3 separate regions of the Homo sapiens genome follow, and regions 2 and 3 are each linked to region 1. Evidence: chromatin contacts called from ENCODE Hi-C or POLR2A ChIA-PET data. All regions are on one chromosome and are shown on one strand. Each heading gives the region's core, a stretch centred on a gene start or an enhancer-like site at or near the end of the contact. The rest is flanking DNA. Distances are from core to core; before and after follow the strand shown.

Evidence for each region. Hi-C counts contacts between places; a loop is a spot of excess contacts on that map. ChIA-PET counts read pairs that join two places held with the same protein, here RNA polymerase II (POLR2A). Pooled maps may share reads with other maps.
Region 2: a loop to region 1 is called in a pooled map, with 2.1 times the contacts of the local background. The contact joins two enhancer-like sites. A Hi-C loop is called at or near these places in 1 of 168 maps with a recorded cell type or tissue (GM12878) and 3 of 50 pooled maps. POLR2A ChIA-PET finds 5 or more read pairs at or near these places in 3 of 52 experiments (BJ, Panc1 and WTC11).
Region 3: a loop to region 1 is called in a map of cardiac septum, with 4 times the contacts of the local background. The contact joins two enhancer-like sites. A Hi-C loop is called at or near these places in 2 of 168 maps with a recorded cell type or tissue (Right ventricle myocardium inferior and cardiac septum) and 5 of 50 pooled maps. POLR2A ChIA-PET finds 5 or more read pairs at or near these places in 1 of 52 experiments (activated T-cell).

The regions. Positions count from the first base shown.
Region 1 is chr2:216,932,008-216,936,962 of GRCh38, reverse strand. No RefSeq gene overlaps it. Among named protein-coding and RNA genes, the nearest start is that of TESHL, 64 kb to the right of the region's middle. Within about 2 kb of position 2,716, at least 2 of the 41 ENCODE cell types and tissues checked have a DNase peak (open chromatin) inside an H3K27ac peak, as active enhancers do.
Region 2 is chr2:217,161,383-217,166,337 of GRCh38, reverse strand. No RefSeq gene overlaps it. Among named protein-coding and RNA genes, the nearest start is that of DIRC3-AS1, 120 kb to the left of the region's middle. RefSeq lists an enhancer at 4,598-4,892. Within about 2 kb of position 2,182, at least 3 of the 41 ENCODE cell types and tissues checked have a DNase peak (open chromatin) inside an H3K27ac peak, as active enhancers do.
Region 3 is chr2:216,772,221-216,777,175 of GRCh38, reverse strand. The region is part of intron 3 of IGFBP-AS1 (IGFBP5 antisense RNA 1); the gene reads right to left. Among named protein-coding and RNA genes, the nearest start is that of IGFBP5, 79 kb to the right of the region's middle. Within about 2 kb of position 2,400, at least 12 of the 41 ENCODE cell types and tissues checked have a DNase peak (open chromatin) inside an H3K27ac peak, as active enhancers do.

The sequences.
Region 1 (4,955 bases), core at 1,467-3,966:
CAGGCTTAGCAGAAAATGCCTAATGCACCATCAGCCCCCAGGGACTACTCTGCTGGCTGGTGGAAGGAAGGGAGATGGATCTAACTATTTATATTACAGCCAGCTCAGAAGAGACGTACAGTGTACACTTGATGGAAGCGTAACAGATATTAGACATCTCTCACCCTCACCTTTGGTTACTTTTGGGTTTCCTGCTACCTCCCTTGTTCTTGGAGGAAAATTTCTTAAGTGGGTTTCTAGAAGAGGTTTCAGAAGAATCACACAACATGATGTGCTCCTCCCTCAAATGGGCCTCTTCTCCTATCTGTCTTCATTGTGTCTCTGCCCCCCGGCTGTCTCCCCATCTCTGCCCATCCATAGCCTTCCCTATCCTCCAGACCCATCTCAAATCCTGCCTGCCCCTGGAGCCCTCCTCCATACCCTCAGCCGAAAGCAGCCCTTCTTTTCATGCTACCATCCTCACAGAAGGCCATGGTGTTTCAAACCATGGAATGTCCTTCTAAGAGTGTGTTTGGACACAGCCATGTGACCCCAGTTGAGCTCAGGCAAGCAGAAGCATCCATTCTCAGAGCCAAAGAGGACGTAGGACACATCACTTCCACACTCTACTTTCATACATGAGCCACCTGAGGCCAAAAGTGGAGAAATGACGACCAAGGCCACAGAGCTGACAGGTGGTAGAGGCAGAATTGGAATCTAGTCTTGGGAGTTTGGGTGATATGTGGTGTGCTTGTTAAAGCTCAGCTCTGGAGTCAGGCGGGCCATTCACAAATCCTGTCCCAGCACCAACTAGCTGAGCAACTTTGGGCAAACAATTTAGTCTCCCTGTGTCTCCCCTTCCTCTTCTTTTCTGTAGAATGTGGATGATAACAGTATCTCCATTCAAGGGTTTTGTTGTTGTTGTTGTTGTTGTTGTTGATTAAAAGAAAGAACCTATTTATGGAGTTCTTTACCTGTGCCAGAAAACCGAGCTCTCTGTAAAAAGAACTGAGTAGGCTGGGCACAGTGGCTCACAGCTGTAATCCCAGCACTTTGGGAGGCTGAGGTGGGAAGATCACTTGAGGTCAGGAGTTCAAGACCAGCCTGGTCAACATGGTGAACACTTGTCTCTACTAAAAATACAAAAATTAGCCAGCCATGTTGGCACAACCTGTAATCCCAGTTACTTGGGATGCTGAGACATGAGAATCACTTGAACCTGGGAGGTGGAGGTTGCAGTAAGCCAAGATCGCACCACTGTACTCAAAAAACAAAAAAAAAAAACAAAGAAAGAAAAGAGAGAGAGAGAGAGAAAAAGAAGAGGAAGAAGAGGAAGAAAAGAAAGGAAGGAAGGAAGGAACTGAGTAAAGAGTTTTGTAAAATGTTATTTCAATTAATGGGTTACTACTATTCCCCAAGTTCCCCTAATGTTTTAGAATTGCCCAATATGGCACCCACCAGCCACATGTGGCTATTTAAATTTAAATGACTCAGAATTAAATGAACAACTGAGTTCTTCAGTGGCACTAACCCCATTATAAGCATCCAGTAGCTGCCTGCAGCTAGTGGCTTCTTATTGGACAATGCAGATACAGGACATTTTCCACCACTGCAGAGCCTCCTGTTGGATAGTACAGGTTTAGAATCTAGGAGTCCGGAGGAGTCCTGGAAAAGTAGAAGCAGCTTATCTTTGGGCTCCTTTAAACAAACCCTTTTCTTTTCCTTCTCTTCAGGGCTGCCTCTGGCTTCTTGATTTGGATTGAAAACATGTACGTTCCTGAAGGAAAGGCCTGGAGACTGTGCTGGCTGCACCTGCTCCTGTGGGATGGGGCTCTAGGAAGGAGGACAGACAGAGCAGGAGAGGCTTGAGTCTCAGTAAGAGGGTCTGGGACCACCCTTACTGCTGTCATCACCCTGGCCAGTCTCCTAGAGAAGCAAGGCTTCTAAAGAGGAGAGAAGATAAACAACCTAGCACATTCAACCAATCTGCCCAGACAGCATCCTGGTGTTTTCAGCAGCAGGAAAGGAATGTGCGAGGACCCAGGAATTGCCACACTCCCTTCCAAATAGTAAGGGGGATGGAGAGTGCAGGGGGAAGAACCATCTGTGACCTGGAAAGTAGCCCTGGGGCACTGGAGCTTTCACCTTGGCCTTCTCTAGGCAGAAATTGATCCACTGGCAGACCTTGGCCTCTGCTCCAAGCTAACAGTATTGTTTTCGACACAGCAAGGCCAATGGGTGTTAAGCTGAGGTTTTCACTAAGTGCAGAAAGGGACTCCTTAAACCTGTGGCTCTCTGGCTAGGGATACGTTATGCCAAGAAACAGACCCCTTTGGCCCTCCTATTAACACTGTGGCTACCTTAAGGGTCCTACCTCTAACTTGGGCCCCTCCCTTTCCTAGGGATAGCCAGAAGGACTCTCTTTTTCAAACTCTGCAATGGCTAAAACAAAATAAAGAAAAGGGAGTGGCAGAGAGAACATGGGGAGGGAAAGGGGGAAGGGAGCCAGGAAGACGAAGGAAAGAAGAAAGAAAGGGAAGCAGGCTGGATGATGAAGGGACAGGGGGAGGAGAGGGAGAGCAGGGAACTTTGGGAACAGAACGTCCCAAATTGCAGAGGGTAACATGGCTGGCCGACACGCCCCTCCCAGCCCAGCCTCACACCATCTGCTGGGCTGACTCGCCCCTGGTGGCAGCTGGTCAGTGGGACCCAGCATGGACTTACCGAGAAAGCTGGGGGAAGAGGCCGAGGGGGTAGCTTTCCTTCCTCCCTGTGCTCTTGGAATGTTCATCCCATCCCTTCCTGCCAGAACTTGAGGTTCTGAGATGCAGTGGTCTCCCAGACCAGACAGAACAGGGGCCGGGAGGACTGGTGCTCTGCTCAGCCAGCCCTCACACCATCAGAGCTGCTCAACACACTCTCTAGAAATCCCAACACAGCGTCAAGCAAGCAGGGAGGGGGATGCTGACAGAGAGGGGAGCAGTCGGACAGAGAATTGGAGAAATGTGCTGTGGGGTCCCAGCTCTTTCGTAGCCTATTGAGGATGAAAAGATGACCTTGGAACCCATGTATCTGAGCCTACCCAACCTCTTTCATGCCGCCTGTGTTTACTGGTGGTTTTTCCAAAACAAAACGCAGTCGCTTCTCTGGTCACCTTGCCAATGCCTCACAGCCTTCTTGGCTGCTGAGATCTTTCTGTGCCTCAGCAGACAGTCAGGTTATGTACAGGAAGGCTGCTTCTCCAACCTTTCTCAGCTCTCTCGACCTCTCGCAGAATTCAGTTTTGTTCTTTTACAAATTTAATTAAAAAAAAAAAAAAAAAAGGCTGAGACCCAGAAAAGGAAGATGACCAGGTGAGGAACACAAAGCTTGGGGTACCAGGCCAGGGAACCTGGGAGTCTGCATTCCAGTCTGGCACTTCCTCCTCCATGCCTCCCATTCCCCACTAAATGAGAAACAAATGAAGTTAACAGTCCCACACTCTACCGTGTAACGCAACAGGGTCTCAGACCTCCACCATCTCTTCTTAGATGCCTTTATCTTTTCTGTTACAGCTGGACATTTCCTCTTTATCTCTAAATGACCCAAAGCGGGTCTTGCCGGCTGCTTGGTGTAATCATTTGAGATCCCTGCCTCCCAGGGCTATTGAGAAGCTACGGATAGATTAGGGGGTGAAGGTTTCACGGACTATCCCGTCATGGCCCCTGGGAGGTACAGTCCTATGAGTACAAGGTCCAGGGACTGCCAGTGGCTCCCATTCATTCACCACCCCCAGCAGAGACCTGCTGATGAAAATCACTACGCAGGGCCCTCGAAGTTTCCTGGAAATGGCTGAGGCCACAGGCCTGCTTAATGGGAAGACACCATTTCCAATTTCCAAACAAATGAATTCACAGCTCAATTGCACTGCCTGGATGGTTCCAAATTCCTCCTGCTGAGCCTGATTTCCCTCCTACTTTATTTTTTTAATTATTAAAAATATAGGCCATCTGCCATCCACGTAGGAGGAAGGAGACGGCTGGAGGGCCAAAAACAGATCCTACGTGATGCCAGGCCCATAATGCTCATCTCTGCCAAGCAGCCTCAACTATCCAATCCCAGAAAATGCCTGGAAGAGTCAGACTATTTCTTCCCAAAGGGGCTTTCTGTGTTTTTCTCAGAAGGAAATGAGTTTAGAAGGGCAAATGCAAAGTGCACACAGCTAGGAGGAGGGGTCAGGATGTGGGATTAGGAGAGATGGGAGGCCTAGACAGGAATCCCACATCAGCTTTTTCTTATGAAAGTCTGGACTTTGCATGGCTTCTTGACCCTGCTCACTCAGAGAAGAAAACTCAGATCTCTGATTTCCACATTAAGGTGCTTAGTGCTGCCACACACACCCACTGGATCCTCAAACAAAACTGTTTGACTTTACAACAACAACCCAGGTTTGCAGTAACAAAGCTACAATGTAACTCAGAATTCTTTTTGCTTAATTTGCATATGAGTCCTAGGACACCATGGGAAATGAATAGGTATGCCCAGTCACCCTGACTATAATAGGTAGCTGAAGAAAAGGATTTTTTGTTAGCTCAGAAACCTACAAATTCACAAAAAGAACATTTGGTTTCCTACAGAAAGTCAGTTAACTCAGTAGTGCCGATGATAGACTTGAGAGCCCCCAGCTAATAGCAGTAAACCTCAGGGCTCTTGAGTGTTACAGGGACAATTACTAGTTTTAGCAGGTTATTCCGGCCCCATGGCATCAGGACCCAGGCTGCTTGAGTCTGAATACTGGTTCTTCATTTTGCAGCAGTATGAGCCCAGGCAAGTTGCTTAACCTCTTTGTGTCTGAGTTTCTTCTTTTATAAAATGGGCACAAATGTGGTACTTAAATATAGGGCTGCTGAAAATATTTAGCAAGTTAGTACATGTAACTTTAGAATAAGGCCTAGTATATAAGTAGCGGCTATCATATTTGCTGTTGAGCTTAGTTA
Region 2 (4,955 bases), core at 933-3,432, 230 kb before region 1:
TGTCCTACATCTGTGTCTGAAACACAGTATGCAATCATGGAGGATGTGCAAAGCTATTGGCTATGAAACATGTTCAAATGCTAAGCTTGAGTTATGCTAAATACAGTAGAATCCACATGCAATTTGAAAAAAAAAAAAAGTAAAAAGGAGTAAGGTCCACCCCCAAAGTTCTAAGAAAAGCAAGGTGGTTCTTTAAGCTGTGAGTTCTGAAAACAATATGGACAACATAGTGATAGTCAGGGGAACAGCAGGAGTTAGAAAAACAGGAGCCTTCCACTTCTACTTTTGGAAAGCCTGACATCTGACGAGGCTCATATTGGCCACAAGATTCCCTCCAGACCATGAGATTTACACTGGGCATCACCCAAGGTATTCATTCTCTCTGCTCCTGAAGTGCTCCGTACTTTACAAGGTTTCAGGAACACTAGTCTCAGGCTAATGAAAGCATACTTAAAAACTTCTCAAAAATACAGATTGAGTCTATGTAATCACCACACCATTTGAGAAAGGCAAAAATTTAGTCAATTAAGTTATATGTTAGTCTGAATAAAATCAACAAACAGATTATTTGGGTCAATGAAGAAGTATCTTACGCAATTCCAAAACAGCCAATCAAATTCACTCAGACAAATATGAATCAACACAAGGAAAAACAATCAGTCAAGAATGCTGCTTTGGATCATGAAAATCAAACCCTAAACTGAAGGCTTGAGTTTTTAACTTTTCAATAGTTATGTTTAATATTGTATAGAAGATGACTCCTTTGTTATCATAACTGTGCATGGGATATACTTTTTCCCTAAAGATGATAGACAGATAGAGAAATTGATAGACAGACAGACAGACAGAATAATTCAGATTGAGTGTCATATAAATGACTTACCTAATTGGTTAAACCAGAGGTTCTTGCTGCAGCAGGAAAGATAGGAGAAGGTCATTTTTCTGAGGCAAGGTTTAGCTCTTTGGAGACAATGAACACCTGGGTGGTTTCCTACAGAGCCAGTTGAAATCATTAAGAAAGATGGTCTTTTCTTTCTAGTTTCTTATTAATTTACCTACATTCTGAGTTCTGGATCCATGACCTGCATTTGTTTTTAAATTTTCTTTTTAAAAATAAAATATATATTATATATTCATGAGGTATAAAGTGATTCTCTCTCTCTCTCTCGATGGGATCTCACTATGTTGCCCAGGCTGAACTTTCATTTCTGGGCTCAAGCAATCCTCCTGCTTCAGCCTCCTGAGTAATTGGGAATACAGGAGTGCACCACTGCACCCAGCTTGAAATGTGATGTTTTGATATATGTTTACATTGCATGGCCTCTGTTATTGTACTATGTCAGAACCTTTCTAACTTTGATCATTTTACTTCCATTATCCTTGTCACGTTTGACCCAGCCATTGCTCTGAGACTCTGTCCTTCCCTCGTGGAACAATGAGAGCTCTCACCTTTTGGTTCTGATTCCATCCCAACCCTTCTCCCCAGGAGTCTTGCTTTTTCTGGAATTGATCTATTTATAACATTGCCTCAGTTTTTAGGTTCTTCTCAGTGTCAGCTATGTTGAGTCTGTTAAAGATATCTTGGCTATTTGACTTGGTTTTCATCAAGTTCCTTGGCTTCTACCTTTTAAATGACATTTTTTTTTCACATAATTGTTATTTTTCTGGGCTCTGGCCACTGATTTCTCCATATTCTCTATTTCTTGACTCTTTCATTAGCTTAACAGCATAACTTCCATCTTCACTCCCCCAGTTCTGTTTTCAGAGATCTACTTTTAATGGCTAAGCCCAGCCCAAATTGACAGTGTCCATCCTCTTTGCAAGCCTTGGGCCCTCCCTCACTACCCCCAGCACAGACTTCATCTTCTAGGACAGTCCCCAGTGCTACAGGGGAGGTGAGTTCAAGAGAAAGTGCCCCAGGATCTTCTTAGCATTATTTTCCCCACAGTGGGACTTTGAAGCTGCCTTTCTAGCCTGCCTTCCAGCTGTTAGCAAACACACACTTTTTAAAATTAGGAAATGAACATGATAGTTCTACTCCCAGCCAGGAGCTCATCTAGTATGCTCCAGGAAAAGGATGATTAATGGAGCTAAGGCTTTATGTCTAAGCCAGGGGATGGCAGCTTGTGGGGAATAACTGAGCCACACCAGCCCGCCACAGCCTCAGATCAGGTGAACTGCACATGGCGTTAGGCCCACTGGAGGCCCTTAAAGTTAGCCAGTGGCCTGGCAGAAAGTGCACACACAATAAGTGCCTGGTGGACACACATGGCCCAAAGGAACGGGGCAGTTTTTCAATTCTTCGGTTTATATAGAGAACCAACCTACACAACCTTGGCCTTCAGAATCTTGCCAGCAGTTAGAGTATCCAGACTGGCTGTCCAGACCACCTAAATTACATGGATAAAAGCAAAAGATTTCCTTCACTGAATACCACGTGGACTTGTTTCCAAGTCCTTTTTGGGTTTGAGGCCTTACTTGTAATCATCCCTCACAAGAGGGGGGAAAAATAAAAGAAAGAAAAATGTAGGGAATTTGAGTTCTACTTCACCAAGGGCTTAGGATGGAGAATAGGAAAGTTCTGCAGGATCTTGGCTGAGCAGTGGTTTTCTGCTTCTTTAAACGTCAAAATTAACCTGATTGAGTGAACTATTCAAAAAGCACATCCATCAATTTTTGTTTCATCTGAGGTTTGGAGTGCCAAGGACTTACAACATAAGGCCTCAGACCACTCTGGTTTAATGCCAGGGGATACTTAGGGGTTCCTGGGGATGGTAATTATGATCATAACCCTCTGCCTGCCAAACTCCTATGCACTACACCCAACCCAGATGCTACTCTTCCTGTGAGATCTTACCCAGATCCTCTCTGGTTCCTCTGTGGTCCTCTAACACTTGGTGTGGCTTCTTTGGCTTAACTGGACAAGTCACCACGTTAATTCATTTATTTTCCTTCATTAAAAAAATTGTTCACCCATGACCTCTGCAAAAATAAATAAATAAAATAGAAAGAAATGCGTAAAAACAAAACCTACCCTTTACTCTCTCCTCTCAGAAGAGAGAACCACCGTTTGTAATCAGCACAAGGAAAGTGGGAACACTAAAGAAATCACTATAAGATAGCAGCTGCCCTCAAAACTAAAACCAGTCACTTTAAAATACATGCTCCCGTGTGATCCCTGGATGAGGTTCTTTTCTCTTTAGTAAAACGGAGATTTTCAGGATTCAACCCGGAGAGGTAAAATCACTGAGCTTATAAATGAGGAAACTGGAATCAAAGACCTGAATTTTTGTCTTTTCCTTTTTCCCACCATGTTGTGTCCCAGTGTGCCCCAGCATCCTTAGAGACAAAGGCCTGGAGGAAGCACAAAGAGACTTCTATTTTCATCTTTTGGTTCTAGCAAGATGAGGATCAGCAGGCAGGCAGACACACTTGGGAATAATGGCTCTGCTCTCTCAACCGAGCCCCCGCCCCAGTGCCTTCATCCCCACTTTGGGGTGACCTCGGCAGAACAAGCTCTCTCTGTAATGATCACTTCGTCAGCAGGGGCTGTGTATTTAGTAGCAGGAAATATAAGCTTTTGTGGTCAGTGTGACGTCACCCCACCCACTAAACAGGCCTTTATAATTTGACCACAAAAAGGCTTGAAAGGGATAGACACATACACGCAGGGAAGGAGGCGATAGGACTGTCAACAGTTGTCTGTGTAGTGAAAGGAGCATTGTGTCTTCCAAATGTTTCCCGAAAGCCTGATGTTTGGTCTGCTGTAGACAAAACATCTGGATGATATATGGCGATTTCTCTTTGTATTTGAGTGCCCCAACTCATCTCCTTCCTTTCTCCTCTCTCTTTTCTACCTCTCGTTTTCTCTTTTCCTCATTCCCTTCATCCTCCTGCTTCCCTTTTTTCTCTTTTTACTCTGACTTAATCTAAAATAGACAAGTATATATTTTTAAATCATTGAGTTGTTTTCAAATGTTTTCACATGATGTGCATGTGAGCACACACATACACACACCAATTTTACTGTTATTTTCCTAGATACTTTACTGTTAGAGGGAGAGAAAAAGGAGAAGGGGTGACAGAGAGAGAGTAATTTTAAAAGACATAGCTAACATATCAATGTATCATTAAAAATTGCTTTCCATAAATGTCTTGGTTTTATAACTAATTCTGTAGAGGAGCAGAGCTAAATGGCCCAGTACCTTTTAGTGTCACATTGTGCAAGTTCAAGATAATATACTGCTGGATATTTCACTTTATCTTTTGTTTTCCTTTTTATTTTAAATGAAGAAAGGCACATGCTAGGCATTAATATGAACACTCCCATTAAGTACAAAGAGAAAAATAAAATAAAGATTGATTGACATGGACAAGTAAACAAAAAAAGCAGATAACCTGAAAAAGGAGGGTAGAGAGAAACTGAAAGAAATTGTCTATACGCTACCTCTGTATAAACTTTTTACTAGTTTTTCAGATCTTTGAGCCTAGGAGGGGAGAGAGAGAAAGAGAGAGAAAAGAGACAGAGAGAAAGAGAGAGAGAGAGAGAGAGAGAGAGAGAGCAAGAGAAAGAGAGATGAACATGAGAGGTGATGGCTGACGTGTCTGACCTCTGAATTAGGCTGCTGGAAAAATATGGCTTCCCCTGATTTGTGCCGCTGTGGAAAACCCCCTCCCAGGACTTCAAGCTTTCCTCTGAGGCACAGGCAGCAGGAAACACCTGCTTCACTTCTCCCCTGATGTTTTTTCCCCTTTTAGGGAGTCTGGGTCTCCTCCCCCTCCCTTTCTGCAGTGCACAAATGGACAAGCAGTTTTCCACATGCCCCAATCTTTCCTAAGAAAGGAAGTACGGAATCATCTATTAGCGACTGATGCACTTTGATGGCTTCCTTACCCCCACTTCCTTATTTTCTCTTCCAATTGACCTTTATTATAGCTTCCTCAACCCAGTTCCG
Region 3 (4,955 bases), core at 1,151-3,650, 160 kb after region 1:
GAACTCAAGAATGCAATATAAAAGTAGGTCTGTCTCCAAATCCAGACTCTATTCCAGACTCCATCCAGTTCTTTTGTGTATTTCCAGAAATATTATGTGCACAGGTAAGCATCTCTTTGTTACACACAGAGGGCATACTATTTACAGCACTTTCTCTTTACAATATCTCTTGGAAAGCATTACATGTGGACGTGTATAGAGTTCCTATATTCTTTCTATGGCTGCATAATATTTCATGGTTGCCTGTTAATAATCTTGGAGTAGCCAGAAGCTAGAGAGAGATGGAGAGAGAGAGAGAAGGAGGGAGCTGGATGGAAAACTACAGTAAAATGAGAAGGGATGAGGGGAGGCCAGTAGGCCTGGAGGAGGAAACACCTGATTTCCAGGCACACCGCAAAGAGAAAGCAAGCCTGGCTGGGAACAGAAGTGAAAACAGAGGAGGCTCTGAATACATTGTATAAAAGTGGGCCCCAGAGGTGGGGGAAAGGAGTTATTGAGCTCCACGGGGTGAACATTTGCCTCTAACCTGTTTCCTGATGACTTCATCATCCCTCCTGAGGACCTCCCCACTTTTGCCAACCCCACCATTTTTTAAAAAGTGCCCCACCCAAAAGAAAACAAACACGTTACTATTTATTCATGCAAGAAGGCCCAGGAGACACAATAGACAGCAGCACCAGCCTAATTAAATGAAACGGGGTAGGTGTAACTCAAACCACCTTGGGAAAATATAATCTGCCACCAAAACAAAATTCCCACCGTTCAGACCACAGGGAAATCAGACCAGCCTCCTCGCCAGGTTCTCAAGCAAAGGCTGACTCCGCAGGCAGCAAGATAAGAGAAGGTCGGCTTCTCGCCAGTAGCCTTCCTCCCTCCGCTGTCAACTCTGTGCACCCCCACGGCCCCCCACCTCTCTGAGCTTGTTCACCGACATATCAGAGCTGCTCCCTTTGTGGGCTGGATTGTTTAGCTAATTTGCCCATGGAAAACAGTTCAGGTTCAGATTCCAGGCCAAGGCAACCAGACACCAATTGCAAATCCAAGCTTGGGGATTGTATCTCTTTCACCACTTTGAGACACGTAAACTGCATCTCTCCTCCCCCACATAGCTTTTCTCTCCACCTAGGGAAACCTCAGGGATGCTCCAAGTTGGACCCTCCAAAGCTAAGACATGGGAGGGGTACTGGAGAATCTCTGAACTGGCCTTCTCTAAATTTAGATGTGGACTCTGAGAGTCAGAAGGTGAGCTTGACCTAAGGATGTGCTCCTGGGCACCTTTGTCTGAAGAGTTCTGGGGCCAGATGAAAAATCTGACTATGTCTCTAGATTTCCCTCATCAACTGCAAGTGGGCTCTGGAATTAGACCTGCCTGGTCAGGTCTCAACTGTACCACTCCAATTGTAACTAGGTGAGTTTGGGTACAAGCTTAATCTCTTTTTGCTTGATCTCCTAATCTGTAAAATGGAAAGAACAGTTTGTCTCTTCCTTCCCCGACAGGATTATTGTAAAAATTAAATGAGGCTACCCACGTAAAGTTCTTGGCACACGGAAGGTGCCGCAGAAGTATGAGTTAGTTTCTTCCTCCTGAGAAAGTCTATACCCACCCACTCCAACCTCATTCCAGTCCTCCTTTCATGGGTCCAGTGTAAAAATGAGGGGCTTCAGACTGGGCGCAATCGCTCACACCTGGAATCCCAGCTACTCAGAGCCTGAGTTGGGAGGATTACTTGAGCTCAAGAGTTCAAGGCTGCAGTGAGCTGTGATCGCACCACTGCCCTGTAGCCTGGGCAACAGACTGAGAGTGATTGATGCGTACCAGGCATGTGTCCCAACTGTTCAAACCTGTGTCCACCCCCAGCCAGGCCAGCTGTCTGAAACACCATTCATGAGTCATTCTTCCAGGCCACAAGGGCTTTAGGGATCTGTGAGCTGCAATGGCTGTAAGTGTTAGTCACTCTCAATTACAGAAGGGGGTGATCGTGCTGATAATCTGAAAACGTAGCTCCCCCTTGCTATAGGGTTTCTAAAGCTCCAGGAACTCAGTCCATCCTCAAGAGCAAAGCTGCACTGTGACCCTAATTCCATCCTCAGCAAGGCCAGAGAAGAGCCAGGGCCTGAGCACCGGGGGGCAGGGCTCTTCCCTAACCCCTCACTCAAACCTCCCTCTCTTCTCCAGGTAGAGCCAGTCCCAGTCCCTTGACCTGGCCACCGAGCTCTAGTTTCCAGCCATTTCATCACCTCTGGGTCCCTTCTCTGAATCCTCTCCAGGTTCCCCTTGTCCCTCTCAAGCTGCCCATCCATCAACACCCGTTCCTAAGCTCCTGCCCTATTCAGATGACTGTACTCAGAGCTGGCCCTGGGGCTGCGGTCAGAGTCTGGCCAGGGTAGACAGAGTATCCTGGGGAGATGACCTCATAAGCCCTCCCTCATGGAGTATTTTTAGGCATCACTTTCCTCCCCCTCCCACTCAGCTTCCATGCACTTCCAGTGCAGTCCAGAACTCTCCGGAATCTCTAGGGTTGCTGCGACTCTTGTTGTTTTCCCAGTGTTTAAGGGGTGGAAACTGTAACTGCCCCTCCAAACACTCAACTCGTCATCCTTTGAATGATTCTTTTTCATTTCTACTCTGCTTCTTTTCGGAAAATAAAGATAGACTCTTGTCAAATATTGAGGGACTCCAACCATCACCCCCGAGGCAGGCAATTCCAGCTCCGTGGCTGCATTCCCTCCTCTGTGTGGCTATGATGTGGTTTCCTTTGTTGCCAATCTAGTTACATGTCACATAGACTAAAATCCTGTGAGTCTGCCTCCTCCCCAATGTGGGGAGAGTCCCAGATCCTCTCCAAGAATTCCAAGAGTGGCATCCAGAGATCTCAGAGTCCAAGAAGCAACAGCGTGTGACCACGAGAACCTGAGGCTGGATCTCAAGGTATCAAGGTCTCTGTTTAGTCTCACCTTCATCTTGCCCGTCTTTCTGGAGAAGTTGTTTTAATGTTCTAGTTTCTCTGTATGGTCTTTGATTATTTATTTTTTTTCTTTTTGGCCACCAATGAACTTGGCCACCAATGCATCCACAAGTATCCACATACCTCTCAGGACCTTGAGATAGAAGAGATTCTGATGCTACCAGGCACAGAGACCCAACTCCTTCTCACCTTCATGCTCTGCCCCATCATTGCCAAGCACCTAATCTAAAGTGGGCCCTGGAAAACCAGCTCCAGGCCATATCTGGCCATGGCTACCAGTCACTCACTGGATGCTAAAAAATGAGGAAAACCTTCCCAGCCTGGGACAAGGGGAGAGGGAGGCTTAAAGGCTCAATCAGGAGGCTTGGAGGGTCCTGTCCCATCTCCATCTCACCCAACTTCAATGAACCCAGAAAGTATGGAGAGAAAGTATCTCAATCCACGCCAGATGGAGAACAGTGCTGGCAAACAGCTGGCCTCAACAAATAGTTGTTGCTTTTTTTTGCATGATAAATGCTGCTGACAGCCAGAATGGCTGGAGAGAAAGGAGGCAGAGTTTCTCCTGGGCCCTGTATATTCAGGTAGGATTTGAATCGAAGGCAATCTAGGGTCAGCTCCAGCTGAGTTTGGGGCTTCGTACTGAACACAGTTCAGTCTCAAATCTCTTTGTGTGTCTCACCAATGAGGTTCTCCTTGCCCAGAATAGCCTCTGCTCACCCCACCCCTGCCCCCTGCCCTCACCACCTGACATGCTCCAGATCAAAGGCTTCCCTTCATGAGCAGTCCCCAATGCCCAAATCCAAAAGCCTCTCTCCCATCTCGGAGGGCCCTCTCCAAGCACTTTGCTCAGAGCTCTGAAAGTATCCTTATCTCCTACCACCACAGAGCAGGCAGGCGCCCGTGGTGGCATCCCATTTGGGCAGCCGTTGGGAACATAGCTGCCTCTTGCAGCATTTGCAAAGTCAGAGGCACACTGGCAGGGAGCCAAGACAGGCGGCTAGAAGCGAATGGCTTTCAGGGGAGATGGTCAAGAGAACTAATTTGTGTCGCATACATGAGGCATTCTAAAGAGGTTCCCAAGCCTATCAGCGAGAAACTAGATGGAAGACTGGATAGAGTTCCCAAAGATACACCAGCCAGCACACAGAAATCATGGTCAGGGGCTTTCTGTGGCCCAGGTTTTCCCCGGTAATATATAACCCAGGAAGGTTGGATTACATGGAATGGTGGGAGGCTCCTCCAGGATTATGGGCTGCCTCTGTCATCCTCAGATTATCTGAATTTCATCACCCGCAACAGGGATGGGGGGTGGAGCACAGCCCAGAAGCAGGAGCCCCTCAGCTGCAAGTCTATAGAATATTGAAATCAAAAAGCAAATGAAGACAAACACCATAGAGGCTGAGCTGCTGGGCTCCAGAGCTGAACTGCCTGTTTGACATCCCCCTCTACTGCTCACCTCTCTGCTGGGACCTCACTATGCCTCAGTCTCCTCTTTCATAAAGTGGGGATAATATTATCTACCTTATAATTTTGTTGCATGGATTAAACAGGTTTATATATGTAGAATGCTATATGTTTGCTACGTCATTGTTGCTGTTGTTCAGATAAATTGCCAAAAATGAAGAAGTCACAGGTAGAGGTTGAATGTGGAGTTCAGTGTGGAGATCAAAGAAAGAAGTGCCAGGGGAAGGAAAAAGAAAAGTTGTGTGTGTGTGTGTGTGTGTGTGTGCGTGTGTGTGTGTGTTTGATATAGGGTCTCACTGTGTTGTCCAGGCTAGAGTGCAGTGGTGTGATCAAGGCTCACTGCAGTCTCAACCCAGGAGGTCTCAACCTCCTGGGCTGAAGTGATCCTCCCACCTCAGCCTCCCGAATAGCTGTGAGTACAGGCACATGCCACCATGCCTGGCTAATTTTTTAATTTTTATAGAGACAGGAGTCTCACTATGTTGCCCAGGTTGGTTTCAAATTCCTGGGCTCAAACCAAAGTGC